Regions from separate parts of the Homo sapiens genome. Here region 2 is linked to region 1. Evidence: read pairs that join two places in POLR2A ChIA-PET (ENCODE). Cell type or tissue: A673. All regions are shown on one strand. Each heading gives the region's core, and the rest is flanking DNA. Links, peaks and the distances in the headings are about the cores only.

What was found. Peaks named below come from ENCODE experiments on the same cell type or tissue, not always from the same donor. Only the 100,000 strongest peaks of a DNase experiment are listed, where the experiment ranks them.
Region 2: POLR2A ChIA-PET joins it to region 1 with 6 read pairs; 4 of 35 experiments call an interaction of 5 or more read pairs at or near these places.

Annotation. Positions count from the first base shown.
Region 1 is chr2:223,952,685-223,966,956 of GRCh38, reverse strand. MRPL44 (mitochondrial ribosomal protein L44) reads right to left here and starts at 9,494. Exons shown (of 4, transcript NM_022915.5): 1 at 9,306-9,494; 2 at 6,955-7,423; 3 at 3,023-3,201; 4 at 1-94. The coding sequence starts at 9,484. RefSeq lists an enhancer at 9,410-9,579 and a silencer at 9,650-9,719. In A673, for the core only: no CTCF peak of the experiment used is centred there; no DNase peak of the experiment used is centred there; H3K27ac peaks cover 1,411 bases.
Region 2 is chr2:224,336,129-224,352,162 of GRCh38, reverse strand. No RefSeq gene overlaps it. Among named protein-coding and RNA genes, the nearest start is that of FAM124B, 58 kb to the left of the region's middle. In A673, for the core only: no CTCF peak of the experiment used is centred there; no DNase peak of the experiment used is centred there.

The sequences.
Region 1 (14,272 bases), core at 813-3,312:
GAATCCATAAAGTTTTCTAAGGGCCACTCGAGCAGCCTCTTCTTCTGCAACCAATACTGTTTCCCCAGGTCCTTCTGCAATCAACTTTTTATCACTAGAAAGAGAACAAACAGTAGTCTTAAATTACATGGAATATTGTAAGACAGTACACAAAGCAGTTATAAAGCAATTATGCCTTCTACATCTATTTCAATAATACCCATTAGAAGTAACACAATAGCTCTGATAGATCATCTTTTGGATTTTAACTAGATTTGTTGCAAGTTCATTACATATGGTAATTAGACAAAGATACACTTACGTTTCCTTAGAAATATATACAACTCTGTCAAGTCAAAAAAGCAAGTCGTATCTAGGTTTTCAATTGTTGATGAGAGAATTGGAAGAATATGTAAATAAATATCTCCCTACAAAAACCTGAAACTAGTAAAAATATTATCAGGAATTATGACTATTTTTATTTTTAATGTGTGATATAACTTGGGAAAAATAAATATCTCCTTACAAAAACCTGAAACTAGTAAAAATATTATCAGGAATTATGACTATTTTTATTTTTAATGTGTGATATAACTTGGGAAAAGATTCTGTTGAAAAAATTATGCCTTTTGAGTCTGTCATTTAAACTTTAACACAAATAAGAAACCAGAAACCAGCTCTATATTTCAAATTAAGAACTTTAGGCTGGGCATGATGGCTCACACTTTTTTTTTTTTTTTTTGAGACTGAGTCTCACTCTGTCGCCCAGGCTGTAGTGCAGTGGCACGATCTTGGCTCACTGCAGGCTCCGCCTCCTGGGTTCGCGCCATTCTCCTGCCTCAGCCTCCTGAGTAGCTGGGACTACAGGTGCCCGCCAACGCACCCGCCAACACGCCCAGCTAGTTTTTTGTATTTTTAGTAGAGACGGGGGTTTCACCGTAGCCAGGATGGTCTCGATCTGACCTCAAGATCCGCCCGCCTTGGCCTCCCAGTGGCTCACAGCTTTAACACCAACACTTTGGGAGACCAAAGCAGGAGGACTGCTTGAGCCCAGGAGTTAGGGATCAGACTAGGCAACATAGTGAGACCTCTGAAAAAAAAAGAAAAAAGAAAGAAGATAAATAGTAATTAAATAAAAAGGAAAAAAAAAGAGCTTCAAAACAGGCTCAGATTTTTAAATCATTTTATATATTTCTAATCCACTCTAATTTATTCCCAAGTGAGGTAACACTCAATGTTGGCTATGAGTATTCTATCGATAAATCTAATGTAGGTATTCCTCTGCTTTACTGGTATTTCTATATCATAACCATTTATCTTCTTTAAAAATGTAAAATGTTCCTTCAAGGGAGCAAAGAATGTAGAATGTGCACATCAAATAACTATAATCCTATTTGTTTTGCTACTTCTGAAATATATTTAACTACTTCCTGGAAATTTTCTGACCTAAAATTTCATCTGTGCAATTCAAAGAAGCATCTCCTGAAAGTTTAATGCATAGCAACTGCATTTACTAAATCAGATTCAATCGGCAACTGCATTTACTAAGTCAGATTCAATATAAGCTGATTTGAAAGTGAAGACCGAAACCAAATTAAAGAAAAACTAGTGAAGCTACACAAATAAAACAACAACAATATGAAATAAATTTGCTAAAAAACATCTGTTATGACAATAATTGGAAATGAAACAAAGGTTCTATTAAGTTAAACTTTATAATAATAAACACATACAAATTTGCACAAAGTTTGAGAATCAGAAAAAGTCATCTTGAAGTGAATAACAAGCACAGAATTTTGTTTTTAGTCTAATGTTGCTGGTTTTATCACTGATCACGTTTTAAAAAGTCATTATGTAAAATCTACAAAAACACTACTATCCAATAGTAATCACTGTAGTGATATGGCAAATTACTTCTTACATTTTTTTTTTTAGATAAAAGATCATTCTCCAAAATGTCCCAATCTCATTAAAAATTCTTTTAAAATGTCGCCTGTAATAGCTGTACTATATTCCATCATGTATACGTATCATTTCCCTCTTGTGGAATATCAAATTTATTTCTAATTGTTTTTTAGTTCAACAACTATTTACTGACCACCATGTCCCAGCAACTGTTCAAAGTATGGAGCATAAAGAGGTAAACAACAAACGTCTTTGTTCACAAAATTTGCCTGTAAATCTAAGGCAAACAACCCAAAGTTGAAATACCAAAATCAAAGAACATAAAAAATTTTAAGATGCTTGGCATTTTGTCAAAATTATTCACAGAAATATGGTACATTTTTTTCCTACCAGCAGTATATAAACTGATGATAAAAGATATGTTTAAAAGGTTTGCCAATCAGGTAAGTAACAAAGAGTATCTCACTGTTTTTGCATTTCAATAGATAAAACTTTATACAACACTATCCATTTTCCCCATGTGGTAACTTCTATTTCTTTTATACTTATAAAGTCTTTCGTGATACAAGGATTAGAAAAATATTTACCTAAATTTTAATCTAGCTATCTTAAATATTCAATATTTACATTTAACACTTTAATCTTAACATCTGAGATTAATTTGGGGCAAGTCAACTTTTTACTAACAAAACTAAAAAGCTCTCAACATGGGTTGATTTACACATTTTGATGGATAACTAAGGCCCTTCCTTTTCCAGTTCTAGGCTCAGTTGAAGCTACTGACAAGAATGGATTAAGGTTGAATCTCTAACACGAACAAGTCAACATTTGTACTTCTACACAGAAAAATTTAAGATAACACACTGAAAGTCTATAGCAAATAGTTGGCTGACAAAAGCTATTAGCAAAACTCAGATTCTTCCTAAGCATAACTAGCGGGAAGGGAAGTAGTAAATAATAACCATGGGGAAGAGATTTTTAAAAAATCTTTTCATGCAATTAGAAGTTACGTTAAGGAATCTGAAGAGGTTATGTTAACATTCCTTATGGAATGTGAAGAGTGTTTTTAAGGCTTTGTGAGGAGTCTGTTTTTAGGATTTCCTCAAAGTTATAAAGTTAAGATTAAAATTTCACTAACCAGTATAAGCCAACAAAATACAAAGGCAAAGCTGTGGTGCCACCAGACTGCCTAGTAAGTCTTGATTCAGGAGCTGAAACATTCCTTTTCTTCAGTTCTTCTACCAATAGCCCCATGGGATTTATTATCTTCCACATCTCAAAGAGCTCTTTTCCAGTCATTTGAGTAATTAAGAAGTCCTGCATATAAAAATATAATTTATACATTTTAATTAGTAGAAAGAACATTAGGACAATTCAAAATACATTTTTTACACTTTTTAAATTAGAGAAGCCACAGAGTACATTTTTAACAGAAATTTAAAACTTAATGGGAAACGAAAGACAAAAATGTACTATTCTTTTTCATTCCCACAGTTTTTACACTAATTTTATTGCAAAAATCATAGTTGGATTAAAAAAATTTGCAAGCCCGAGAAACCTATTTCAAGCAGTATGATCTACCAAAATTCCACAGAAGGTAGAATCCTATAATTTTTTTTTTCTTTTTTGAGACAGGGCTTCACTCTATTGCCTAGGCTAGAGGTGCAGAGGCGTGATCACAAGTAGACTGAAACCTCGACCTCCTGGGCTCAAGCAATCCTCCTAGCTCAGCCTCTTCAGCAGCTGAGACTACAGGTGCACACCACCATACTCGGCTAGCTTTTAAATTTTTTATAGAGATGAGGTCTCCATAAGTTGCCCAGCCTAGTCTCGACTCCTGGCCTCAAAGGATCCTCCTGCCTTGGCTTCTCAAAGTATTGGAATTACAGGCATTAGTCACCGTACCCTGCCCTATCTTATAATTTAGAATTATATTCCTACTAGTAAGAAAAAAATTATTTAAAGAATTAACGAATAAAAAGTAGTAACTTCTCATAGAAACTCATGTAAAATGGCACTCAGGGCCTCTAAATAACAATACTTCCTCCATTAATAATGTTTTTAAAAACTCTGCCAGGTGAGGTGGCTCACACCTGTAATCCCGGCACTTTGGGAGGCCAAGGCAGGCAGATCACTTGAGGCCAGGAGTTCGAGAGTAGCCTGGCCAACATGGTGAAACCCTGTCACTACTAAAAATACAAAAATTAGCCAGGCGTGATGCTGCACGCCTGTAAACCCAGCTACAAGGGAGACTAAGGCACAAGAATTGCTTGAACCTGGGAGGTGGAGGTTGCAGTGAGCCAAGATCATGCTACCACTACACTCCAGCCTGGGCAACACGGCAAGACTCTGTCTCAAAAAATAATAAAAAATAATTTAAAAAAATCTTTTAATAATTTCACATAAACTTTTAAAACTGTAGCATACTAGTAATTATTTATATGACGAAGATAACTGAGAAATTATGAACATTCAAAGCAGAATTGATTTTGCCAGTAAAAAGTATTATGTTGTATAGAAACTATGGAAGCAAACATTAATTTCCACAGCAATTTACATATTCCAATTAACTTGTATTAACAAACATTAGTAATATGATAACAGGATGGATGGATGGATGGATGGATGGATGGAGGCAGAGGGAAGAAATTTAAAAAGATCACTTAGTTCATGAAATGAAGTCAATTCATTACAACACTCCTCCAAGCACCAGAACACTTTCAGCTTCATTAATAAAAAATATTAGGCCAGGCGTGGTGGCTGATACCTATAATCCCAGCACTTTGGGAGGCTGAGGTGGGAGGATCACTTGAAATCAGGAGTTCAAGACCAGCTTGAACACCATAATGAGACCACGGCTCTACAGAAAAAATTTAGCTGGGCATAGTGACACATGCCTGTGGTCCCAGCTACTAGGGAGGCTAATATAGGAGGATGGCTTGAGCACAGGAAGTCGAGGCTGCAGTGAGCTGTGATTGTGCCACTGCACTCCAGCATGGACAACAGAGATGCTGCCTCGAAAAAAAAACTTACATCCACTCTCAGTAGGGGATTTTGAAATGTTTTAATGTACAGAGGTAGATATGCCTTATGGGATACGTATATACACATATATAAAAATCACTGAACTGCTATCTGTCATATAGAATAACCAAGTGTAAGGTTAGGAAACACAGCTCTTTCCCATCATCTAAGATATTAGTAGGAATATAGAAAGAAAGCTCAATTTTTCTTAAGTGATTACCTTCTATCGCCTCCTTCTATTTTTTGCTATTTGCTCCTGGTCTTAATAATTAGAGCTTTCTAGTAGGGTTTGAGTTGAATACTCCAATCTCATCTCCCCAGAATAGGGAAGCAGTATGAAGAAATGATGTTTCTAAAATGCACATTTGATCATTAAAAACCTCCCACTTAGAACAACTCCAGCTGTCGCTACACAAGACCATCAAAATACATACGCTGTAGCATGGCTAAGAGTGCCGTTCTAATTTCCAGATGCAGAGATATCACCTGGAGAGCTAGTTAAAATACAAATTCCTAGGCCCTACTCCCAGAGATTATGTACTCTGAGGGGGTGCCTGAGAATTTGCATTTCTATCAAGTTCTCCAGTGATGCTGATACTGATGCCCAAACCACTTTCTTAGTAATACTGTTAGCTCTTCTGTACACTGGCTCTTAAAGGTCCAGACTTATCTCTGATCACTTTGCCAAACGCAATATGATCCAGCCACAAAAAAATTAACTGTAGTTCCCAAGCACAAGCTCATCCTTGACACTGTCTTCCCAAAACATCCTTTTAAGGGGCACAAATCACTTCTGTAAAACCTTTTCTAGCCTTACTAAAGTTGGCTGTTGCCTCCTCTAAGTTCACTCTGCACCTTAACACCTCTAGGAAAGCACTTCCACATTGCATTCCATCTGAATAATGAGCTGTGAGTAGCATCAAATCCTATTTAGATAGCGGCTTCAGAGCTCAGCAGAGTGCCTGGCCCATAGTAAGGCACTCAACATTAAGTGGATGAACAAATGAAACAGGACAATACAAACCTGTCAATTCTACTATAAGAGACATCAAAGCTCAACTTAGACACAGATATTTGAATTATCTATGTTTCATAAGATCTTTACTTGGAACTGTTAAGACGCATTACAATATGGTAAATATTTCCAACATAGTTTCATGACTACCTTGTAGAATTTCAAAATGGTGACCAAAAATTATTTAGAGTTTTAAAACTTACTCCACAGAGTTATAGTTTGGAAATCAAAAAGGACTTTGTCAGAATTTCTATAGAAAAAACTAACTGGGGGGAGAAAGATAGGTCTTACCTATGAACAAAGCCTGAAGTGTCAGTAAATACAGATATTCTCTAACAAAATTATCAAACTTGGTATCAAAACTAAATGAACAGATTCCAACAGCAGGTTTAAAGACTGAATGTCAGTCAGATAGGTGCCTGAATCAAGACTGTTTTTATGACTTAAAGTGATTGTGTGGACTCTCTATTATCAAAAAGTGAACAAAACCTCATGTTTTCATCCAATGGCAGAGGATAAAACTTCTCCCAGTTAATAAATTATAAAAGGACAGTGGGAGTCAAGTTGTACCAATTACATAAGAATCTGAATTAGCTAAGCCACTAGCTAACAAAGAGTTTTACATTAGAGGGACTTGAAATCCAACATTTCATCACTTGGAAGAGCAGACAGCAGCTGGTACTGAAGCACAGGCCTCTGCATAGTGTCCTTTGACTTCACTCATTCACCAAACATCTACTGAGTATCTCTCATGCAGGCAGTATCCTTGGCCCTAAGGATGTAAACTTAAAGATGATATGGCTTGTGGTCCTTCAGAAATCACAACCCACAATTTAATATTCACTTCTGATGATATCCATAATAAGAGACAACTGGAATAATTACAGCCCTTCCATAAAAAACCTTTAGGTCTTTCTCAGTTTTTCTTGGGAGAAAAATTCACTTCCAAGGTGATATATCAAAGAAGTGAATTACAAAAGAATATTTTCCCTTCTGTCTATCTCAAGCATGTCCAATTAATAGTTACGTACCCTGATGAAAAGTGCAGTCCTCTCAGGTCCACTGCTCTGTAACAGGGCTCCAATAACTGCAAAGAAAGTCTGCTGTAACACAGCTGGGGGCACTGGGAATTCTTCACTCAGTGTTAACTGCTCCACAGCCAAGTTTCTAGCCACGTGACACACGACTTCCTCACCAGTGAGAAAGTCAACAAGATTTTTTATGCCTTCAGTGGGCATGTCTGGGTACTCGTCTTCAAGAAACTGTGTAAGGCAAGTCTGTGAAAAAGATGTCCCTTGTTCGGATAGTTCTTGATTACTTTTAAGATTCAGAAGAACAGCTTCTTTCTCTATCCCAAGTTGTTGGCGTTTGGCCTCCTCACTTTTAATATAGCAGCTATTAACAAATGCAGTTTTGAGAAGATCTAAGGAAAAGTTTTCCTGTAACCGATGTCCAAAAGCTTGTATTTCTGCATGGTAATCCCAGTTCGGCTTCTCTGAACTGAAAATGTAAAGACAGTAAGAGATGGTAAAGAGAACAACCTGTTACTGTGATATAAAAATTGTTCACTGTGTTGTAATGTTATTAATTATATAAAGGAAATGAAAGAAGGTTATATTTCTTTTTAATGCCAGGTTGATATTCTAAATGTTAAGACTAAAGTCAGATAAATACTGGCAGTCCTTTGCTATATTCTACATATATGACTGGATTAATTTTCCCTTTGATCCAATTGTCACATGAAATTGGTTCTTCAATATAAAAGACCAAGCCATTAGCCTAACTTTTAGGTTCCTTATTTCTGCTCTAACCATGATACTATGTTTTATACCTAAGTATGAAGCATAAATGTTAATTTCACAGATTCAAGCCATAAACACTAGTATGTTATATTTGCAGTCATCCCTCAATATCTGTAGGGGATTGGTTCCAAGGACTCTCCTGGATACTGAAATTCATGGATGCTCAAGTCTCTCATATAAATGGTGTAGTACAGGCACACTTCGTTTCACTGTACTTCGGTCTATTGTGCTTCACAGATTTATTGCATTTTATTTTTACAAACTGAAGGTCTGTAGCAATTCTGCATGTGCTCACTTTGTGTCTCTGTGTTACCATTTTTTAGCAATAAAGTATTTTAAATTAAGGTACATATATTGCTTTTTAGACACTACTACTGTACACTTAATAAACTACAGAATAGTATAAACATAACTTAGGTATACACTGGGAAACTAAAAAAGTCATGTGACTCGTTTTATTGTCGTGGTCTAGAACCAACCCTACAATATGTATGAGGTATACCTGTATCTGCATATAACCTATGCACATCCTCCTGTATACTTTAAGTCATCTCTGGATTACTTATACGTAACACAATATAAAACCCCTTTAAGAAACAAAGGGAAGCAAAGTATGAAAACCTAGGTTGAAAGTCGTAAGATATACATATAACATATACACCTATATAATCTGTCCAACCCATAAAGTTTCTTCCACCTTTGAGAGCCTAAAATACTTAATCTTATAATAAACAAGGGAATGGGAATTAAGAAGAGATTTTATTTTTTGCTATAATCTTCTCTGTTAGAAGACCGTTCCTACTGGTAGGAGTACAAAGTGGATCAACATTTTTTGGAGGGCAATGTTAAAGTACTAATAGCTTTCAAAATTTCATACTACACATGCGTCCCCTTTACGCGCTGTTACATAGGTTTTAATGGCAATAATATGGAGCTCATAGGCCCATATATACAGAGCCATAAAAAAGAGTGAGGTACATATCTTTGTAATACCATGACAACATGTCAAACACACATTATTAAAGAGAAAAAGCAAGATGAAGGAATTTAAATTATGTAAAGTATGATCTGGTTTGAAGCTATAAAAACCTGTGTCTCTCTCTGCCAAACCTGTTACCAGAACAGCATTAATTAGGGCAAAAATCTAAAGCTAACTTTTTTTCCTTTTACTCTAGACAGCAGAATTCAGGTTGTAGATTAATTTTTTTTCTCCTTAATTTACGATGCTGTGGGCTGCTTTCTTCCCGCTTATCGGAATTCTCAGGCATTACAAACGGGGACTACAACATCCAAGTCCACATAAGGAAGACCCTCCAGTTAGCCCCATTTCTCCCAATTTTCAGTAGCCAAAATCCTAAATGGTAGTTTCAAAACGTCGGGAACAGCCCGAAGCTCTACCGCCCGCGGCACAAATCCATTTTTTTTGCCTCAGGCCCCGCGCCCACAGCTCACGGGTGTCTCCATCGCAAACTTCCTAAGGCTTAACCCAGGGGCGCATCAGCCGCAGACACGACGCCGCGGGAAGAAGACCCAGTGTCTGCGACCGCCACCCTGAGACCTCTTCCCGAGGTGGCTCCTACCGGCGCACGGGCGGCGGCGGGCACCGCAGAAGGCGCTGCCGCTCTAACTCCTTCTGGAAGCGGAAGGCGGCGCGGAATCCCTTCTTCACTCCCCGAACCGGAGGGACCAGCTTGGGGGCGACTGGAGCCAGGAGGCAGCGATGTCCCTGCTGCAGCAATCTTACCAGCCCGGACGCCATTGCACGAGAGAAAACGATGGAAGACGGAACGAAAGTAGTCGGGCCAGTGTCCCCGTAACACACTTCCCCCGGAACCCGGAACGCGGAACGCGAAGAGAAGGCTGGGGCGGAGACAGCCCCCGGGGCGGGGCGACTGAGAGAGGGCAGGGGCGGAGACAGCCCCGGGGCGGGGTGATTGCGGCCGCCTTGAGGCTACGCTTGCGCTAGTTCTCTCCTCTCTTCGAGTTACTTTCCAATGATCCGGACTTGAGGGCGTTTGCGCCCAAAAGTTTCTGGGAGAAGTTGCTTCACCCTGTCACTCTCTTGTTCCTTCCTCTCTCGTTACAGCAAAACAAACAAAAATCTGTTTCGCTTTCAGGTTAAGGAAACATTTAAATCCTCAAAAAAAGAAAACATTTTTAATTTATATTTAGTGTTCTAGGCCACTACTGAGCAAGTATTTACCGAGCTTCTATTTTTGACCCAGCACGCCTCCAAAAGCCTTAGTTTTGGAAACCCTAGACTCAGAAATGTTGGCTTATCCAAAATTAAAATTTTTCTTTAAAAGCAATCTAATAGTACATATTTTTAAACATCCGGAAAATGACTGGAAAAAAACATAAAACGGTAATAGGGGAATTACAGTTTCTTCCTTCTTTATGTTAACACTCTTTAACAATGTAATTCTATTGCTTTCCTACCAAACTGTTAATACAGTACAATTTTTAAAAGAACATATTAAGTCACAAAGGGAGGCTTGTTTGAATTCCCAGTTTTGAGTTGCCTGCTGAACATCTAGACCCTCAAAGGGGCAATGCTTTCTGTGATCTCTTTGTTAAAGGCATCTGTGTCCCCAGCAGTCACCCAGATTGAACTCCTATGTCTTTGATTGTTTTTGTTTCGACAAACCCCCTCTTCGGTGCAGTTTCCACCAAGTGCTTTTTCCATTTATTTCCACTGCAGGTACCTGGTGGCTCTCCTCACCTCTTTCCGTGGTTAGTGTAATTGGCCTGGTACCTTCCTCCCTTCCCCAGACACAGCTCACCTACATTCATCTCTCTGAAACACAGACCACAAAGCATGTTATGACTTAGCCCGAGAATCTTCAGTGCCAGGATCATAGAACTCAATTTGGGTTTCTCAGCTTGACCATTTCAAAAGGGAGAATCTAAATGGTTCATCTCAGCTTATAAAAGGGTTCCCTTTGGGGAGGGAGAGAGCAAAAGAGGGGCTGAGCACACACCAAAAAACAAACTGATGGATTTCTGGTTGAAGGAAATTCTCCAAGAAGGGGTGAAAGGAGGTTACGATTGACCTTCTTGTTTCAATGTATGTAAAGTATTGAAAATTCATGGAACATCAATCCAATAAATGGATTAGGAGAAAATGCAGGGAACTGTCATTTCTGTAGAATTTCATTTATTAGGAAAAATAATCTAAGCCAGTTGTAGCACAATCATGTTAAGTTAAAATGAGGTGTCTCTGTGTTGAGAGTTTCTCAGTCATACAACAACGAGAGCATCATTTGCAGATTAAAAAAATGTAGGTCCTCAAAAGATTTCTTCTACTAATGCCCTTCATGGAACTTAGGAATTAACCAGTTTTTTAAAATCTGCTCATACATTTGTCTATTTATTCAATAAACACATAATAGGAGGAGGACTTGGTTCCAGGATCCAGGCTCAGAAAACTTTAAGGAAGAAAAAGGCCAATGTGTTTTTCAGCCCTCAAAAACCTGATTTTTCCTTTAACCTGCTGTTAGCCCTAATTTGATCAAAGCTCACAGATGTCAACAACTTTCGAGTTTTCATTGGGTTAAGGTCAGGTGGAAGGGTGGGGAAAAGTCACACTTAGGAAGAGGAGGTGAGGCGATTGAGGGTTCACTTTAACCCTTGGGGAACACAACCTTTTGTGTTTTGATGCCAGGGATATTGCTTATATATTCCTTCAATGATGGTGAAGGCAGCTGGAATACGGGGCACAGAAAGATGGATAACAAAGTTAGTAAGCTCTGCTATAGGACCTTCCTGAACAATCAAGCAATTCTGAACCACCTGGGATTACTCACCACTACTTCATAGATTAGCTAAGGAATAACTACCAAATAGTGGCCTTTAATCCAACTCACAAGGAAAATTACAGACAGAAATAATTACCATAGAATGAAAATTACTATAGTTAAAACTGTTCAAAATACAAAATTGGAGTTACTGATAAATATCGATATAGAATCAGTCTTCACCAAAGTTACATCTGTTCAACCTAGCTTTGGAAAATTTGACTTGATGGAAAATTTGACTTGATAGATCTAAAAGCTGCAACAGAAAACTCATGATAGTAAAACTGATTAGCAAAAAGCCTTAGTAAACCTGAGCAACAAATAACATCTTAGGAAATAAATGTGGAAAAAAATTCATGAAAATACATTAAGCAATAGAAACATGAAAATACAATTAGAAATAGGATACTTGTGCTGTATAGAAAATTGATCAAGAAATTTAATTGGTTTCATGGAGCTTATTCCAGAAAACATTTTCTCAAAAAAAATGCATCAATGTTAGTATAATTCTGTTATAAACACTTTAATTCATAATTATGGAAGCAAAACTTTTTTGGTGTGTTAGCGGCCAGCAAGATGGCTCTCAACAAGCCCCACCTCCTGGTACTTACACCCTTGTACATTCCCCTCTCACATTGTGCTGGGATTAGTCTGTGTAACCAATAGACCATGGATGTTTTTATCAATTCTGGGGTTAGGTAATAAAATACATCATAGCTTCCATTTTGGTCAGATACCTTGTATTTCTTGGATTAGTCTCCTGTCAGGAAGTCAGCTGCTATGTTATGATGTTGCCTAAGAAACTATGTGGAAAGGCTTATGTGATGAGTAGCTGAGGCCTCCCGCTAACAGCCATGTGAATGAATGAGCTGTCTTAGAATTGGATCCTCCACTCCCAGTCAGACTTTCAGATGACTGCCTACTGGCCAGCGCTTTGACTGCATCCTCATGAGAGACCCTCAGCCAGAATCACCCAGCTAAACTGCTCCCAAACTCCTGGCCCTCAGGAAATGTATGAGAAAATAAACGTTTGTTGCTTTATGCCACTAAGTTCTGGAGTAATTTGTTACATAGCAACAGATAATTAATACACATAGGGTCAAATCAATTGGATGAAAATGGCAAAATAAAAAATGCTCTATATTCATGAGACTTAGGGGATGGCCTCAGAGTGCTGGTTCTAGATGGAAGCGTGGATTTTGCTAGATGCAGAAGAGATGGAAAGGAGGATCAACATTCCATAACATGCACAAAGTCGTCAGGAATGATGATGACTTAGTAAATTCCGCTCCAAAAAGTGAAAGCTGCCTGACCCTTTAACCCCTGTAGGTATAGATCCCCTTTCCTGTCATTAAGGATACTTTTGAGAAACAAGTTCAGGAAATATCAGAGAAGATGTCAAGCACAGGGTTTCCACTTTACGTGTTCCTTGATGTTTCTGCTAAACTGAGCAATGTTTGGATCTGAGAGAGGGATACCTATTACAGGAAAAGGAATATTTTAAAGGGTTATAAAAATAAGTAAAAACTTGTAATGAGAGGGAAAGTAGAGATATTAGACCACTATGACTATAATATTGAAACTTCACACTTTTGTTTTGCTTTTTAAATAAAGCATTGTAAAAGTGGTTTGAGATTTTTGCAGTGTGATTATTATGCTGGCCTGCAGTGTAAAACTGGGGTAAAATCCAGAGAATGGGTTAAAAGAACTCCTGGCAAAACTACTGAACAAAATTACCAAGTCTTCTTTCCTCTCTGGGATGAAACTGTGTCTCCAGATCTTTTGGCAAGGCCCAAGGAGACGAAGCATGTCCAAAAGCAATAAATCACTGTAGACTTCTTTTTCAGTCTGTCCCACAGATTTAACATGTACTGAACAGATAAACATTGATTAGGTATACATTATAACAACTGCTGAAAGACACTGAAAAGTTTTATAAGTATTTCCTCTTGATTAGAGTTAACCAGATTATAGCCATTAAAAGTTATAAATTTAAAAATCTGGGCTGGCACGGTGGCTCATGCCTGTAATCCCAGCACTTTGGGAGGCCGAGGCAGGCGGATCATGAGGTCAGGAGTTCAAGACCAGCCTGGCCAACATGGTGAAACCTCATCTCTACTAAAAATACAAAAATTATCTGGACATGGTGGTGTGTGCCTGTAGTCCCAGCTACTCGAGAGGCTGAGACAGGAGAATTGCTTGAATCTGGGAGTTAGAGGTTGCAGTGAGCCAAGATAGCACCACTGCACTCGAGCCTGGGTGACAGAGCCAGACTCTGTCTCGGAAAAAAAAAAAAAAAAGAATCTGGATAATCTGGATACTGCATACGAATAAGTTATTCTTTATGAGACTATCATTTCTATCATTATATGGTTTATATCTATTTTTGAAAATACTCAATTACTGAAATATTGCCTTATAATTTACATATGTAACGTCATATTCTCAGTAAGTTATGTCCTACAATCCTCATGATGGCTTTAAAAGACAAACCTTAGACAAATTAAATTTAAGAGTTTAACTGATCAAACAATGATGAATCAGGCAGCCCCCAGAACCAGAACACGTTCAGAAAGACTCCAGGACTGCCACATGGTCAGATAACATTTATGGACAGTAAAAGGAAAAAGTATGTACAGAAAATGCAAATGAGGGACAGAAACAGCTGGTGTCTGCTTTATTTGAATAGGGCTGCCTGTGGTTGGATGAGACTCGGCTACTTTTACAAGAGCAGGTGACAGTCTTTTACA
Region 2 (16,034 bases), core at 8,221-10,720, 380 kb before region 1:
TGGTGTGCTCAATTTTACAAAATCTTGCCAGACTGTTCTCCAAATGAACACATAAACTATGGTCCCACTAACAGTGCATAATTCTTGTTTTTTCACGTCTTTGTCAAGAAATGATTTTATCAAAATTCTAAATTTTTGGCAATCTGATGGGTGAAAATAGAATCTCAGGGTTGTTTTAACTTACATTCTTCTGACCCTAGAGAAGGCTCCGTTTTCTTCTCTGAACTGCATTTTAATATTCCTTGTCCAGTTTCCTATTGAGTATCCCATTTTTCTTCCTCTCTGATTTGCAGGCGTTCCACTGATAGAGCAAAAGTGCTGTAACTTGTCTGATTACTTTCTAGTCACTTTACAGATGGACTATGAACCATTTATGTCTAAGTAAATTGAGACAATTTGTTGCCCTACCATGACCATTAATTTAAATGCTGGGGGAGAAGATCACAAGGAGGAAGACGTTCAGTTAGAATGCTTTCATTTGCAAGTGAGAAAATCACAACTCAGAATAATGTAGACACAAAGGAGGACTGTATTGGCTCACCAAAGTTCAGGGTAGGTCAGATTTCAGGCATGGTGGGATACGGAGGTTTAAAAGAGGCCATCTCTTCATCTCTTGGTTCTGCCTTCTGCATTGGCCTTGCTCCTGGGCAGGCTTCTCCCTATAGCACTAAGATGGCCCCAGGCTCTCCAGACTAACGGGTGCTTGTGATTTCCAAGTAAAAGTCAGGGTTTTAGTGTTATTGAGGGAGGAGTTTGTGCTTAAATAAGATTACTCAGGTTCTAATCCAGGTTTGCCAAAATTAAAATTTGATTTTATTAAGTAAAAATTTGGCTTTATTAAAATGTATAACTTTAATAAATTATAAATTTAGAAACCCAGTTCTTCCTTAAGCTTTGAAAATTAAATTATGAATCTTGTCATCTATTTATAACTCTAGCAAGTTTCAAAAATCACTTTTAAGGGTGCTTTTTATAACCTAATAAAATTCCCTTAAACATTTAAACTGTGTTTATAAATGTAATGTATTTTATTTTCTTTGAAATACTTTAAATGCCTGATTAACGCACAAATCTTCTCAAATCTTAGTCTGATAAATCAGATGCATTAAAACTGTACATATGGAGAATCTTAACTTCTCTTCAATGTTTTTATGCCTTTTATGACCTTAGTCAATTTCTCTTATTCCTTTCATTTTAAAGATTCAAGCCTAAATTAATTACTCAAATGCCCTTTTACATTGGAATGACTAGACTAATCTGTTAAGTAAGCAAATTCTCTTAAGCATTAACAGTGTTTATACTACTCAATGTGCACAGATTGTTTTTACTTCTATACTTAATGAGGCTGCATACAACCAGCAGTCTTGGTTGGGGCATAGATCTGGAGTAACATAATGGGAGGGTATTTTTTGCACCATTCACAGGGACAAATAGAACCTTTTTTCATGGCCATTAAGCCAAGAGGGACTTCAAGTCCATGCCTCTCAAATGGAGTGGTCTTAAAGGCCTCTTAAAATTATACATTATCTAATTCTGAAATCAGATTTGATCTCAACACTTGGTTGGGTTCAACTCAACCAACAATTAACTCATTAATTCTAATTCTGAATTCTTTTCATATCCCTCCTATTTCGTAAGACCAGGACTCTAATAATTTTGTAAACAAATTTCACTGGATTCTCTACATCTCTAAAGGCTCGGTCAGGCTTTGCAATCACAAATCCAAAGTCATACTAAAGACTAACACTCCGTTGCATAAAAAGCCACTTTCCAGGCATAGCTCCCAGTTCTAGGTGAGAGAACTCACTTGGTTTTATTTGTGTCATGGGCTCATTTCTGAAATAATCTCTATATTCTTGGCTATGAAATATTTGGAATGGCCTATCTCAGGAAAAAGTCTTTCTCTTCTTCATGATGGCATTGGGAAAAAAACACATATTTAACATGCACTTTTATATTTAACTAAACATAATTACATATAAATATATGTGTGTATATCCTGTAGATAGTTATAAAGGGCATAAACTCATGACACAAAGATATGTATCTATTCTGTTTTTAAGGGACAGATGTTGAATTTTATCAAATGCCTTTCAAAAATAATAAAAATGGTCATATTAATTTTTTATAATTTATTAAAGTGGTAAGTTATATGAAATTTCCTAAGGTGAAACTTCCATTCCTAATATGAATACCACCAGGTCATCATGTATTATTGCTTTCAAGTGCTGATAGAATCGTCCGACTAATATTTCATTACATTAACATTCAGAATTGAAATTGCACTGTAATTTCCTTTTGCATTGACTCTCTGTGTCACGTTTTGGTATCATATGTAACTTCAACTTTTAAAAAGGACCGTTTTCTCTCTACTCTATGCTCTGAAACAATTTAAAAAACACTGAAATCTGTTCCTTAAAATGTTGACAGAACTATTTTTCTCCCTCATTCTCTCTCTGTCTTCTCTTGCAATTTTCACTATGTTCTCTATCATAATTTGTTTAGAAGTCTTGTCTTTTCTGCAGCCTCTTTTGGTAATCCATATTTTCTGAGAAGATTATTAAGTAAGCAAACTCTCTTAAGCATTCACAGTGTTTACATTACTGTCATTTGCTTGAAGTTGAGTGAAGTCATTTGCTTAGATTTGAGTAAAAAGTGTTTTACAGTTTAAAAAAAAGATGTCCTTGAGTTAGGCTATTTCTCTATCCTCATTCTCATTTTATTTATGTGTACTTTCTACCCTTTTCTCTTGATTAGATTAAATCAGAGTTCCTCAATCTTGGCAGAACTGACATATTGGGCCAAATAATTCTTTGTTGCAGGGTACTGTCCTGGCATCATAGGGTGTTTAGCAGTGTCTTTCATTTCTACCCCAGATGCCAGTGGCAACCTCTTCCCCACCCCTGTGACAACCAAAAATATCTCCAGACACTGCCCAATGGCCCCTGGGGTGGGGTCTGGGCAAAATCACCCATGTTGAGAACCAATTGACCAGGTAATGATTTACTTGTGTGTGTGTGTGTGGTTTTTTTTTTTTTTTTTGGAGATGGAGTCTCGCTCTGTCGCCTGCCTCAGCCTCCCGAGTAGCTGGGACAACAGGCACATGCCACCACGCCCGGCTAATTTTTTGTACTTTTAGTAGAGATGGGTTTCCACCGTGTTAGCCAGGATGGTCTCGATCTCCTGACCTCATGATCCACCTGCCTTGGCCTCCCAAAGTGTCAGGATTACAGGCGTGAGCCACTGTGTCCGGCCCGTGTGTGTGTGTGTTTTAAATTTTCATTTTGTTTTCGAAGAACCAGCTCTTGGATTTATTTTTATTCCGTTATTTTTCACTCTCCTGATTTGTTTATTTTTCCTTTTATCTTTTTTTATTTTTTTCAGGCCTTCTATGGATCCATTTTCTTTGTGTTTGTGTTTGTCTAAATGCCTGGGTTGGAGCCTCATTTATTTATTACCATTCTTACCTGTCCCCTGTGGTGTCAAGAGAGATGCAGGGGGCTTCTGCATCCCCTGACCCATAAAGATCTTTCTGTATCATACAAGAGGTCACTGACTTGTCCCACGAATGTTTCCGCACTTCGCAGAAGCTTATGGTTTGCCAGCTCTTCCCGAGGTTCCCAGCTCTTTCCATCATATAATCCATCATAGAGTCCCAAATCCAAATTGTGTAATTGTGTTGGGTCTGATTTAGGACAACCACATTGTTGGCTGGTAATTTTCTTTCTCTTTTTTATTCTACAGATGGGCTCTCACTAAGTTGCTCAGGCTGGTCTCAAACTCCTGGGCTCAAGCGATTCTGACACCTCAGCCCTCCCAGTAGCTGGGACTATAGACGCAATCCACTGCGCCTAGCTGGTTGGCTGGTAATTTTCAATATGTGCACTTTGCAGAAAAGTGACTTGCAGTGTCACTTGCTTAGGTCAGATCACAGATCATCACCCTGTTCTTTATTTTTACCAACTAAATAGTACGACCATTAGTTGTACCATTAGTTGAAGTATTATTTCTAATAATAGAAAAAAGCAAACAACAGATCCTAATTAATGATTTGAAATGATGCTTTTCTTTCCACAGAGGTCTTTCATGACTGATGAGTTCCACCAGCCTGGAGGCCCCGTGTTTCTAATTGTTGGAGGTGAAAGCACTGCTGAGAGAGCTTGGCTGTCCAGGAGAGTTCCCTGATGGAGAATGCTAAGAAACTGGGGGGCCCTCTGCTTCTTTGTGGAACACAGATTTTACAGAAAAAGCAGGCCAACCTTGTACGTTTATGAGTTTTTGTACTCCTTCTTTAAATGAAATAACGCTGACTGTTCATGTTCTTAAACATAATCTCACGTTCAAAGTCTAAACTTGAAAAGACATTTACAGTGTCAGTGTCAAAATTCTCTCCTATTAGCACTGAAAGGACTTGAAATGAATGAAATTTAAACTCTGAAAATAACCCACCACTCAGAGGCAGTAGTGACCATTTTATTAAAAACTGTTTGTCATAGTTAAGTGTAATGTCAAAGTTTTGACTCACAGCAACACAGGAGCAGGATAAAGAGTCTAGTTGTTCAGGATTTTACTCTTCCATTCTGGTATTTTTGTGTATTGTATAGTGGGAAAATTTGATTTTTAAAAGAACTTACTTATAATTAATATCATTAAATAAAATCAAACAAAACCAATTATAAAGGGCTTCTAAAAGTTGTAAATATATCAAACTTTAGTGCACTGTCTTTAAATCTCATTTTAACAAGAAAGCATGCATTGCTTTTCATAACCTCAAGAATGCTATTAATGTCAGTAAAATGGTATCTTTATTGTATGAGTCACAATTCTTGGGACAGTTTAGCAGTGAAAAACTATTAATAATTTATGTTAATAGTATAGGTCTCTTTGTAGCTTCAAAAAGAATGAGATTTTGGAATTCTAAGTCACTAACTTTTGAATGATATGGTAATGTCCAGTAATCTCACTAGTTCTACATTTTTCCTTAGAAACTTTGATTTGTGTATGGCTGTGGGTGTTACTGGAATTTTGATAGTCTATAGAAAGTTTCAACAGTAGATATTCTATATTATTCTGGAACAAACTTGTATTGACCAAATTTACAACTTGTATGGATAAGGTCAGAAACAACAGCTGATTCAAACTGTTCATCTAATGAATCTGGAAAATATCTAAGGGATACAGTAGATGGTTTGGGGTGGAGGTGATCTTGAAACTATTAAAAAGAATATCAAAATTCCAATAACACACACACACACAAATCAAAGTTCCTAAGGAAAAAGGTTGAACTAATGAAATTATTGGACTGTTACCACATCATTAAAAAGTGAGGGACTTAGAATTCCAAAATCACATTCTTTATTTGATGAGGCAACACTTACAAGCCCTGAGATGTTTACAGCACTCTTTCCTTCCTCATTTGCTGTAGACAATCCTTTATGTTCCAGGTCCCTTCCTCTCTCATGCCAGCCCTTCCCTCCAATACCCAAAGAGGAGAACTTCATGTTATCTGGGAAAGAGATTAGGTTGATCCAAATAAAGAACAAATTCTGTGGAGAGAGGGGGAAAAACATCCTTGAGTTGGGGCCAAGGAACAAGCATGAGGATTTGCCTTCTGCCATGAGTAAAAGCACCCTGAGGCCTCCCCAGAAGCAGATGCTGCCAGGCTTCCTGTCCAGTCGGCCAAACTGTGAGCCAATTAAGCCTCTTTTTAAAAAAAATAAATTATGCAGTCTCAGGTATTTCTTTGTAGCAATGCAACAACAGCCAAATACAGAAAGTTGGTACCACAAAGTGAGGCATTGCTGTAAAAATACAATGAAATGTGAAAGCAACTTTGGAACTGGGTAATGGGCAGTGGTTGGAAGAATTTGGAGGGCTCAGAAGAAGACAGGAAGAAGAAGGAAAGTTTGGAACTTCCTAGAGACTTGTTGAATAGTTTTGACCAAAATACTGATAGAGATATGGACAGTGAAGTCCATGCCGAGGAGGTCTCAGATGGAGATGAAGAACTTATTAGAAACTATAGTAAAGGTCACTTTTGTTATGCCTTAGCACACAACTTGGCTGTGTTGTGCTCCTACACTAGGAATCTGTGGAACTTTGAATTTGAGAGTGATGGTTTAGGGTATCCGGTGGAAGAAATTTCTAAGCAACAAAGTGTTCAATGTATGGTCTGGCTGCTACTAACAGCATATGCTCATATGTGTGAGCAAAGAAATGATCTAAAACTGACATATTTCAAAGGGAAGCGGAGCATAAAAGTTTGGAAAAGTGGCACTCTGGCCATGCAGCAGAAAAGAAAAGCCCATTTTCAAGGGAGGAATTCAATAAGGTTGCAGAAATTTACATAATTAAAAAGGAACCAAGTGCTAATAGCCAAGACAGCAGAGAAAAGGCCTTGAAGGCTTTTCAGAGACCTTCATGGCAGCCCCTCCCATCACAGGCCTGGACGCCTAGGAGGGAAAAATGGTTTCATGGGCCAGGCCCAGGACCCTGACTGTGCAGCCTTGGGACACAGCTCCCTGCATCCCTGCCACTCCAGCTCCAGCTGTGGCTCAAAGGGGCCAGGTACAGCTTGGGCTGCTCCAGAGGGTGCAAGCCATAAGCCTTGGTGGCTTCCGCAAGGTTTTAAGCCTGCAGGTGTACAGAGTGCAAGAGTTAAGGCTCAGGATCCTCTACCTAGATTTCAGAGGATGTATGGAAAAGCCTGGGAGTCCAGGAAAAAGCCTGATGCAGGGTAAGAGCCCTCATGGAGAACATCTACTAGGGCAGTGCAGAGGGGAAATATGGGAGCCCTCATAGAATCCCCACTGGGGCACTGCCTGTAAGAAGAGGGCAACTGTCCTCCAGACTCCAGATTGGTCGATCCACTGACAGCTTGCACCATATGCCTGGAAAAGCTGCAGGCACTCGACACCAGCCCATGAGAGCAGCTGCGAGGACTGAACTCTTCAAAGCCACTGGGGCGGAGCTGCCCAAAACCTTGGGAGTGCACTCCTCACACCAGTGTGCCCTGGATGTGCAACATAGAGTCCAAGGAAATTATTTTGGAGCTTTAAGATTTAATGACTGCCTTGCTGGGTTTCAAACTTCCCTGGGGCCTATAGCCCCTTTCTTTTGGCTGATTTCTCTCTTTTGGGACATGTGTATTTACCCAATGCCTGTACCTCCATTGTATCTTGGAAGTAACTAACTTGTTTTTGATTTTACAGGCTCACAGGGAGAAGGGACTTGCTTTGTCTCAGATGAGAGAGACTTTGGACTGTGGATTTTTGAGTTAATGCTGGAATGAGTTAAAACTTTGAAGGACTGTTGGGAAGGCATGATTTTATTTTGAAATGTGAGAAGGACATGAGATTTGGGAGGGACCAGGGGTGGAATGATATGGTTTATATCTGGGTCCTCCCACAAATCTTACGTCAAATTGTAATTCCCAATGTTGGAGGTAAGGCCTGGTGGGAGGTGGTTGGATCACAGGGACAGTTTCTCATGAATGGCCTAGCACCATCCCCTTGGTATTGTCTCCACGATAGTGAGGGAGTGCTTGTGAGATCTGATTGTTTAAAAGTATGTGGTACCTCCCCTGTCACTCTCTCTTGCTCTTGCTCCTGCTCCTGGCAAGTGAGATGCCTGCCCTCTCTTTGCCTTTGCCATCAATTAAAGCTCTCTGAGGTCTCCCTAGAAGCAGATGCCACCATGCTTTCTGTGCAGCCTGCAGAACCATGAGCCAATTAAATATCTTTTTTTAAAAAATAAATTACCCAGTCTCAGGTATTTCTTTATAGCAATGTGAGGACAGCCTATAATACAGGGAGTAAATATAGAAGATTATAAAAACAGAAAGAAATGTTACTCATAATCTGACCTACAGAGATAATTGTTGCTAAAAGCTTCATAGACATTTGTTTGCTCTTTTTCTATGGCTAAATGTGTAGATTTTTTTTCCCAAAACAGAGTCAAACTGTGTTTAAAGTTTAGATCTTTTTTCCCCTAATGACATTGTTGTAAGTTTTTTCCCATAACATTAAATAGCTTTCAAAACCATGGTTTACAAAGGTGTCATAGAAAATATATTCTCTTCAACAGATGAGTTAAATTCATATAACCATTCCAATGATTATTGGATATTTATATTCTTTCTTCTTTTCACGATTGTGAATAACCCTGCAGAGAACATCCTAGTGCATGAATCGTTTTGTGCATTTCTGTTTGTTTGTTTTAAAGGGTATAATTTGTTTCATTTAGAATAAATTTTGGTTGTAATAAGACCCTAAATAGCAGACAGAATTTTTTTTGTCCCCTCACGTAAAAATTCAGAAATAGGCAATCCAGGCATGTACAGACCTCAGGCTGCTTCTAGCATTTTTATGATTATTAGTAGTACTACATTTTTTTCACATGCTCATTGGCTATCTGCATTTCTTCTTTGTGAATTGTCTTTTTATATCCTTAGCCCGTTTTTTTGAGATATGCATTCAGCAGCTTGGAGCATTACACTGTTTGAAATTATTAGGTCTAGCAAGGAGAGGGGAGGGTGAATTGGTTTTTTGGGTGTTGAGGATTAAAGACAGACTTCACACAAATAACACAAACAACAGGCTTCCGTAGGATTATAGGAAGCCCCACTGAACAACAGCTCAATGGTAAATTGCTCTTTCATTCCTTCATACCTTAGGAAACCCAAGCTCGTATTGGCTTAGTCTGGATATTAACAGGCAAACCAGAAAGACTGTGAAATACTCTCTACACAATTAACCATGGATTCTCTGAATTCTTGGAAAACAATGAAGCAGTGTCAATTTATTTCTTTTAAGTATGAGCTACCCTTGGAGTGAAGCTGCTAAGTTCATTACCTCATTTCAGTTTGCACAGGGCAAGACGAAAGAATGTCTTGTGATAGGCGACCCTCTGGAGTTTCTAACCTGTGCTGAGGATGGGAAGTCCATACTGAAAATGAGACTTGAGAAACGATAGCTCCTTCTGCTTTCTCCTGCCTGCATTTAGGTGTCACTGTTAACCAGAATGCTCTTCTGGACATCTTTATTAAAATATTCAAAGTTGGGGGAATAGATCTCAATGTGCCTTCCACACTTGCATTTTGGCCTCATTAAGCATGTGTCAAGTAGTCTGTCATTCCTCTCTATCTGTTGTCATAAACAAAGAGTCTTGTAGAGACCTGAGTATTTCTAGCCTCCACTATCTCAGCAGCAGGCAAGCCTTGGCCAATCTTGCCAACTTCTGAACCACCATGGCAGAGAAAATGGGACTTGCTGACAACCTGTGGGTTGTGTTTGGTGGTTCTTGCGCAGGATCCCTTGAAGTGTGGTTGAGAATAAAATACTCCAAGTTGTTTGCTGCAGTCGTGGACAGCAGTGCATCACTCTTAGCAAAAGTTGATTTTTATGGTGAGTACACATTTAATATAGAAAGATAGTTCTGGAAGGGGATGACTCACTTGATAAGTTCATTGATCACCCTCATGGTCATCCAATAGCACCTGTGCCTACCTCCAACCTCATTATGTGATAATAGCTCCATGAGAGACACCCAGGCCACACATTGTTATTTAATGGACAGTTATTTATCCATTTCTAAGAGTAACTGATTGGGTTGCCTTTAAAGTGGGTTAGCTCAGTTGTAACTTGAATAGTGAAGTAAATAATAATCCAGAATTTCCAGGTAAATGAAAGAAAAGTTCTTGTTTTTGATAGGTATATTTTTCTAATTTCAGAATTTTCTTTTAATTCTTCTCCTTTCTATAACCTACAATAATTAACTATTTTATGGAAAATTATATACAATTAACATCTTGGATTTTGGGAGGTGTATATGGCTAAATACCTATCATTTACATTCAACTGGGAAAGGCATAAAACTTTTAATCGGAGAGACACTTCTGAGACAGGTAATTTCAGATGCACTTTAGCTAGCATTTGCTTTAATGGTAAATGTTTCCATGGTGAACAAGCATTAAATGGCATACAATTTCCAGTTTCTATAGCCTCACTATAAGCTTATTATCTTCTGAGTCTATAAGGTCCCCAAATAGAGTCTTTGTTTGCTCTTTCTTTTCTTTTCTTTTTTTTTTTTTTTTTGACAGGGTCTTGCTTTGTTGTCCAGGCTGGAATGCAGTAGTGTAATCATAGCTCAGTATAACCTTAAACTCCTGGGCCCAAGGGATCCTCCTGCCTCAGTCTTCTGATGGCTGGGACTTCAGGCATGTCCCACCACACCTGACTAATTTTTTTTCTTTTCTTTTTTTTGTAGAGACAGGATCCTGCTCTGTTGCCTAGGCTGATCTTGAACTCCTGACCTCAAGCAATCCTCCTGCTTTGGCCTCCTAAAGTACTGGGATTACAGGTGTGAGCCACTATGCTGGGCCTCTTTGTTTTCTTGCATGTTTTAGAAATCACTGTGTCCCAGTTGATTGATTAATTAGGACTTGCAGAACATAGCTTTGCTTCTCTGCTCTCATATTGACTTTTTGTTCCATCCTGAAAAAATAATTAAATTCATCAATTCCTAGATCTCTATATTAAGGAAAGTTCAAAGAAAACTTAAAAGAAATTAAATTGTTCTGGTGCTTGAATTATCAAAATTAAGTCATATTAAATGACCATGTTTAATTTTTTTTCTGTATTCTATACTACCTTGAAGTTGTGCAAAATTCTCTGGCTGCACATAATAGTGAATGCCCAGAAATTGTGGCAGGCTTCTGACATCATGGTGGAGATGCTGAAAAGCTCAGCAAACCATGATGAGCTGACGAAAGATTTCAAGTAAGTGAAAGTTTGTGCATGAGAACACAGAGATTGTGGGCCCTGAAAACCTGACATGGACTTGGATTTTCCACCATTGTTAACATTTCCTTAAGTTAAGGCCTGCTGCTTTGAGGTAACTTACAGAGGTTTATCACTATCAAAGAATTTTGATAGTTCATCATTATCATGTAGTAGATATTGAATAGATATATTTTTTGGTTGGGTGTGGGGTGAGCTCAGAGAAAGAGATGTTGGATTTCACAGAAGGAAGCTCAAGGGAGGTACACAAGAGTAGGTGCCATCAAGGGACACCTTGAAGTCCCCAAGAGAGGAAGGAAGGACCCTGGACCCCAGCCCATGCAATATTCTTCTTAGCTGATAATGTAAGTGTTTTGGATAATGTGAGGTCTTTGGGCTGTTGAAACCATGACACGTTTAAAGGAGTCTCTTTTACACCAAGCACAAGTATCTTTTACACTTGGGGTAGGTTTTCCTCCAGCACAAGAAGGTCTTGTGTTTGGTTGATTGCTTTGTGGAGTTTAAATGAGAGTAAAGGAGTTTCTTATCAGAAAATAGGAGAGTTCTACAGAAGAAAAGAATGTGAGAGATGAAAATAAGATATAATTAAAGGATATAAAACAATGGTTCTCACTGCCTTCTTGAAGACTGATCAGATACTGTTTTGGGAGATAGTCCCTCAAAGGCCATTCATAGTTGTATATTTTAATGGGTCTTAGGGTAAAGAAAAAAAAGGAGGGGTTAAGAAACAGTTTCTTACTAGGCCAAATATGAAAGAAGGGTCAAGAAGACACTTCTGGGACTGTCTGAGGACCTGCTTTGTTAAATGAGAATTTTGCTAGTTACGAAGGGACCTGAGGCACAGAAAACTTACATTCAGATTTTTTCAACCAATAGTCACACTTTTGTCCCTCTCTTGGTTTCCCAAGTATTAATTTTGATAATAAAATTCATCAGTGTGGCAGGGAGCAGAGGGAGAGACAAAGGGAGGTCATTTTCTTAAATTACCCTTTCTAGATGGTCAAGGTCACCAGGGGGCAAATTGGAGGTTCTATATCTTGGCAGAAAAGAGGGCTGTGATTTTTGAGGGAGGCTTATCAAATAACCTGGGTGTTGTGATCAGCTAGATTGTACATCAAATTAGAAATCACTTAAAAACACAGAAGATTTAGGTACAGAAAGTCTACAACAGGAAAAAACGAAACAAAACAAAACTTCAGTGCATTAGAAGCTCATTCTCAAAGTACTTCATGACTGTTCTAGAGAACCACTCTGGTACCTAATACAACAGGATCATTATGGGTAAGCGTTTCTTTTATTTACTTATTTATTTATTTCTTGAGATAGAGTTTCGCTCTTGTTGCCCAGGCTGGAGCGTAATGGCGCGATCTCGGCTCACCGCAACTTCTGCCTCCTGGGTTCAAGCGATTCTCCTGCCTCAGCCTCCTGAGTGGCTGGAATTACAGGCATGCACCAACATACCCAGCTAATTTTGTGTTTTTAGTAGAGATGGGGTTTCTTCATGTCGGTCAGGCTGGTCTTGAATTCTCGACCTCGGGTGATCCACCTGCCTTGGCCTCCCAAAGGGCTGTGATTACAGGCGTGAGCCACCACACCCGTTCAAGCGTTTCTTTTAATCAGATGAAGTTAAGTTTTACAATCTCTTTAAAACAGTGTCATGACAAATTAAACCTCTCCAAGTGAGAGCAGTTTTTAACATATGCTAGCATTTAAGGCATAGTTTCTGGCTACTTCTTTTGGAATTCCTTAACACCTGACTTCATGTATTGCAAATCCAAGAGTCCTATTGATCCTTTCCTTAGAGGCTCTGGATTCTAATAAGATCCAGAATATAGGTTTCATCCCTATGTGCTCTGCTTGTGCCATGAAAGAACCTCTAACCCTATCAACTATGAAGGGATTTATGAAAATCTAGCAGCTCTAATAAGAAACCTGCTGAAAATACACAGTCAGCCAGTGGTGAGTCAACAGCATACCTCAACTAAACACTGTGCAGGATGAAGTGTTTTTGCATAAGCTGTACCAGGTCTTTCAGGCATGGAGACGCTATCTTGAATCATGATGGTTGTGCCCTGAAGGTTATAACACCCCCCTACCAGCACCTCCCTTGTCTCTTCTAGCCTACCCAGTGTCTATTGTTCCATGGAATTCTAGAAGCTGGACCTCACAGGGGTCTTAGAGGACACACTGTCCAGTTCAGAGGTAAGAAAACTGGAGCCCAGAGATGTTTGGTCATAAGATTTCAAGATGGCTAATTGGGGTTATGAATGAGGCCGGGTGTGGTGGGTCACACCTGTAATCCCACACTTTGGGAGGCCGAGGCGAGCGGATCACCTGAGGTCAGGAGTTCAAGAACAGCCTGGCCAACATGGTAAAACCCAGTCTCTACTAAAAATACAAAAATTAGCTGGGTGTGGTGGCAGGCATCTGTAATCCCAGCTACTCAGGAGGCTGAGGCAGGAGAATGGCTTGAACCTGGGAGGTGGAAGTTGCATTGAGCCGAGATTGCGCCACTGCACTCCAGCCTGGGCGACAAGAGCAAGACTTTGTCTCTAAATAAATAAATAAATAAATAGAAAAAAAGAATGCAATCTGTGACCAGGAGACAGTTTGTCCCCACATGTGAAGGACACAATATTAAGCTGTGACTATGTCATGAGTGCCCTGACCAAGCCTGTCTATTGCAAATCCACGGGGAATTTAGAAACTTGTGGTAGGGAATCCAACTTCTAAAAGCTGATGCTGCTTTCTAGGAGTAAATTCTATTCTGGGGAAATCTGAAATCTCCTAGTGTGAAGTACGCCTGAACATGGAATAAGATTTCAGCTTAGGGGGAGGGGACAGCATCAGGTAGTTCAAACTTTGAAAAGTCGAGAAGCATCCAACACCACCAGCCACTTCCAAACACAAAGTCCTCTGGGATAAAGGTGGGATCTGGGTCAGAATGATGAAACCATGTGTTCTAGGCCAGACTAGGTGGGAATCTCAGGGAAGCAGTGGGGAACAAGACATAGTGAGCACAGGGTTAGAATGGTATAAGGGCTATGGGCAGAAGACAGAGCTTTTCCTTCCTCCCAGTAATCTAGGCATCATTATTACATGACATTTGGGCTCTGTAATATTTGTACACACGTGTACACACACATGCAAACAGTAGTGCTTGTCTTTACAGAAAATTTGCATTGTGTTGACCAAGGTAATTGGAAAGATAATTATCTTTTAACATTTTCATTGTTTGCATGATTATAAAAAGGTCTAAACTATTGAAACATTAATTTTTTTTTTTTTGAGACAGAGTCTCACTCTGTCACCCAGGCTGGAATGCAGTGGTGCAATCTCAGCTCACTGCGGCATCCACCTCCTGGGTTCAAGCGATTCTTCTGCCTCAGGTTCCCAAGTAGCTGGGACTATAAGCACACGCCACCACGCCCAGCGAATTTTGTATTTTTAGTAGAGATGGGTTTCACCATGTTGGCTGGGCTCTTCTCGAACTCTTGACCTCAAATGATCTACCCGCTTTGGCCTCCCAAAGTGCTGGGATTACAGGTGTGAGCCACCACGCCCGACCTGAAACACTAAAATTTAAACAAAACTACATTACTTCAGAAATAAAGATAAATTTCCTCTAATCTCATCCCTAGAGACAATCATTGTTAAGAATCTAGTGTCCATTCTTCTTTCCAGAATTTTTTCTATGCATCTGCTATGATAAAATGAATGTATATACACATAAATGCCATAAATGCACGTATCATTTTGTACAGGAATGAGAAAAGGACATAATATTGCTTTAAATTTTCCAAAACACCAGTACTGAATGCCTACAAGAATAGAAGTTTATTTCCTTTGGTATGTTTTCTTTTCACATTTCTTTTAATGGAAGCAAAGTAAAATATTAAAGGAAGCTCAGAAATAAAAACTAAAAGCCTAACTCTAGAATAAGCCTAATAAAAAATCACATTTCTACAAAACCTTAATGAGGAAGGCAAATGAGTCTCATTCGTAGTAATGATGAAAATAGTTAAGAGGTAACTTACTGAATTTTAATTTTGTGTCCGACCCCTTTCTGAGCAATCTTCCCACCTCAGTCTCCCAGATAACTGGAACTACAGATGCAAGCCACCACACTAGGCATAAATTAATTTAATTAGTGTATTAGTTTGTTTCACTTTGCTATAAAGGGATACTGGGTAATTTATACAGAAAGGAGATTTATTTGGCGCATGGTTCTGCAGGCTGTACAGGCATGGCACCAGCATCTGCTCAGCTTCTAGTGAGGCCTCAGGGAGCTTATAGTCATGGCAGAAGGCAAAGGGGGAGCCAGAGTATCACATGGTGAGAAGAGCGAGAGAGAGAGAGGGAGGAGGTATTACACTTTTTTAAACAACCAGATCTTGCCTGAACTCATTACCGCTCATTACCTTAGGAAGGGCACCAAGACATTCATGACGGTTCCAGTCTCATGGCCAACACTTCCCGCTAGGCCCTACCTCCAACATTGGGTGTCACATTTCAACTTGAGATTTGAGGGGACAAATATCCAAACCACATCAATTAGTGATCAGGAAATCTAAAAAGTAGAGAGCAAACAGACATTTATAGCAATTTGAGATTACTGATAGAGTAAGTAGTTGACAATGTCCCAAAGTCCAAGAGACCATGATGATTGGCAGTAGCAGAGCATTTAGAAAAGCATCATTTTAAGGCCAGGTGTCATAAGTTGCATAAACATAATTTGTTCAGTGATAAATATATCACTAAATGAGTGATGGTAGCTTAGATGTGTCACTTCACATTAATCATAAAAACACCAAATTTTTTTAACTTCTCATTTTTAGGGTGATGTTATTTACAATGATATAAAAACACTTTAACAAACATCATTATTTTTATATAATACTTTAATTAAAATCACTTTGAAAGCTTCAGTGGTACATAAAATGAATTGGAGTTATATTTACAAATCATTCTCAGTGAAAATTAAAAATATTGGCTAGAACTGATCACATGACCCATATAAACCTATTAGAAACAATATAAATTATTCAAAATCCAGCATTGATTCTAGCATTGGCTCATTTTGTTTCTACATTTGGGATTTCTAACTTCAGTGGAATGGAAATTATATGCATGCTTTTCTTTTCCTCTGAGTATGCAAAACTCTCCAAATTAACTCAGAAATGGATCCAGCCTATTTGCTGGAAAGTCTGGCAGCCACTTTTATAGAGGCCATTC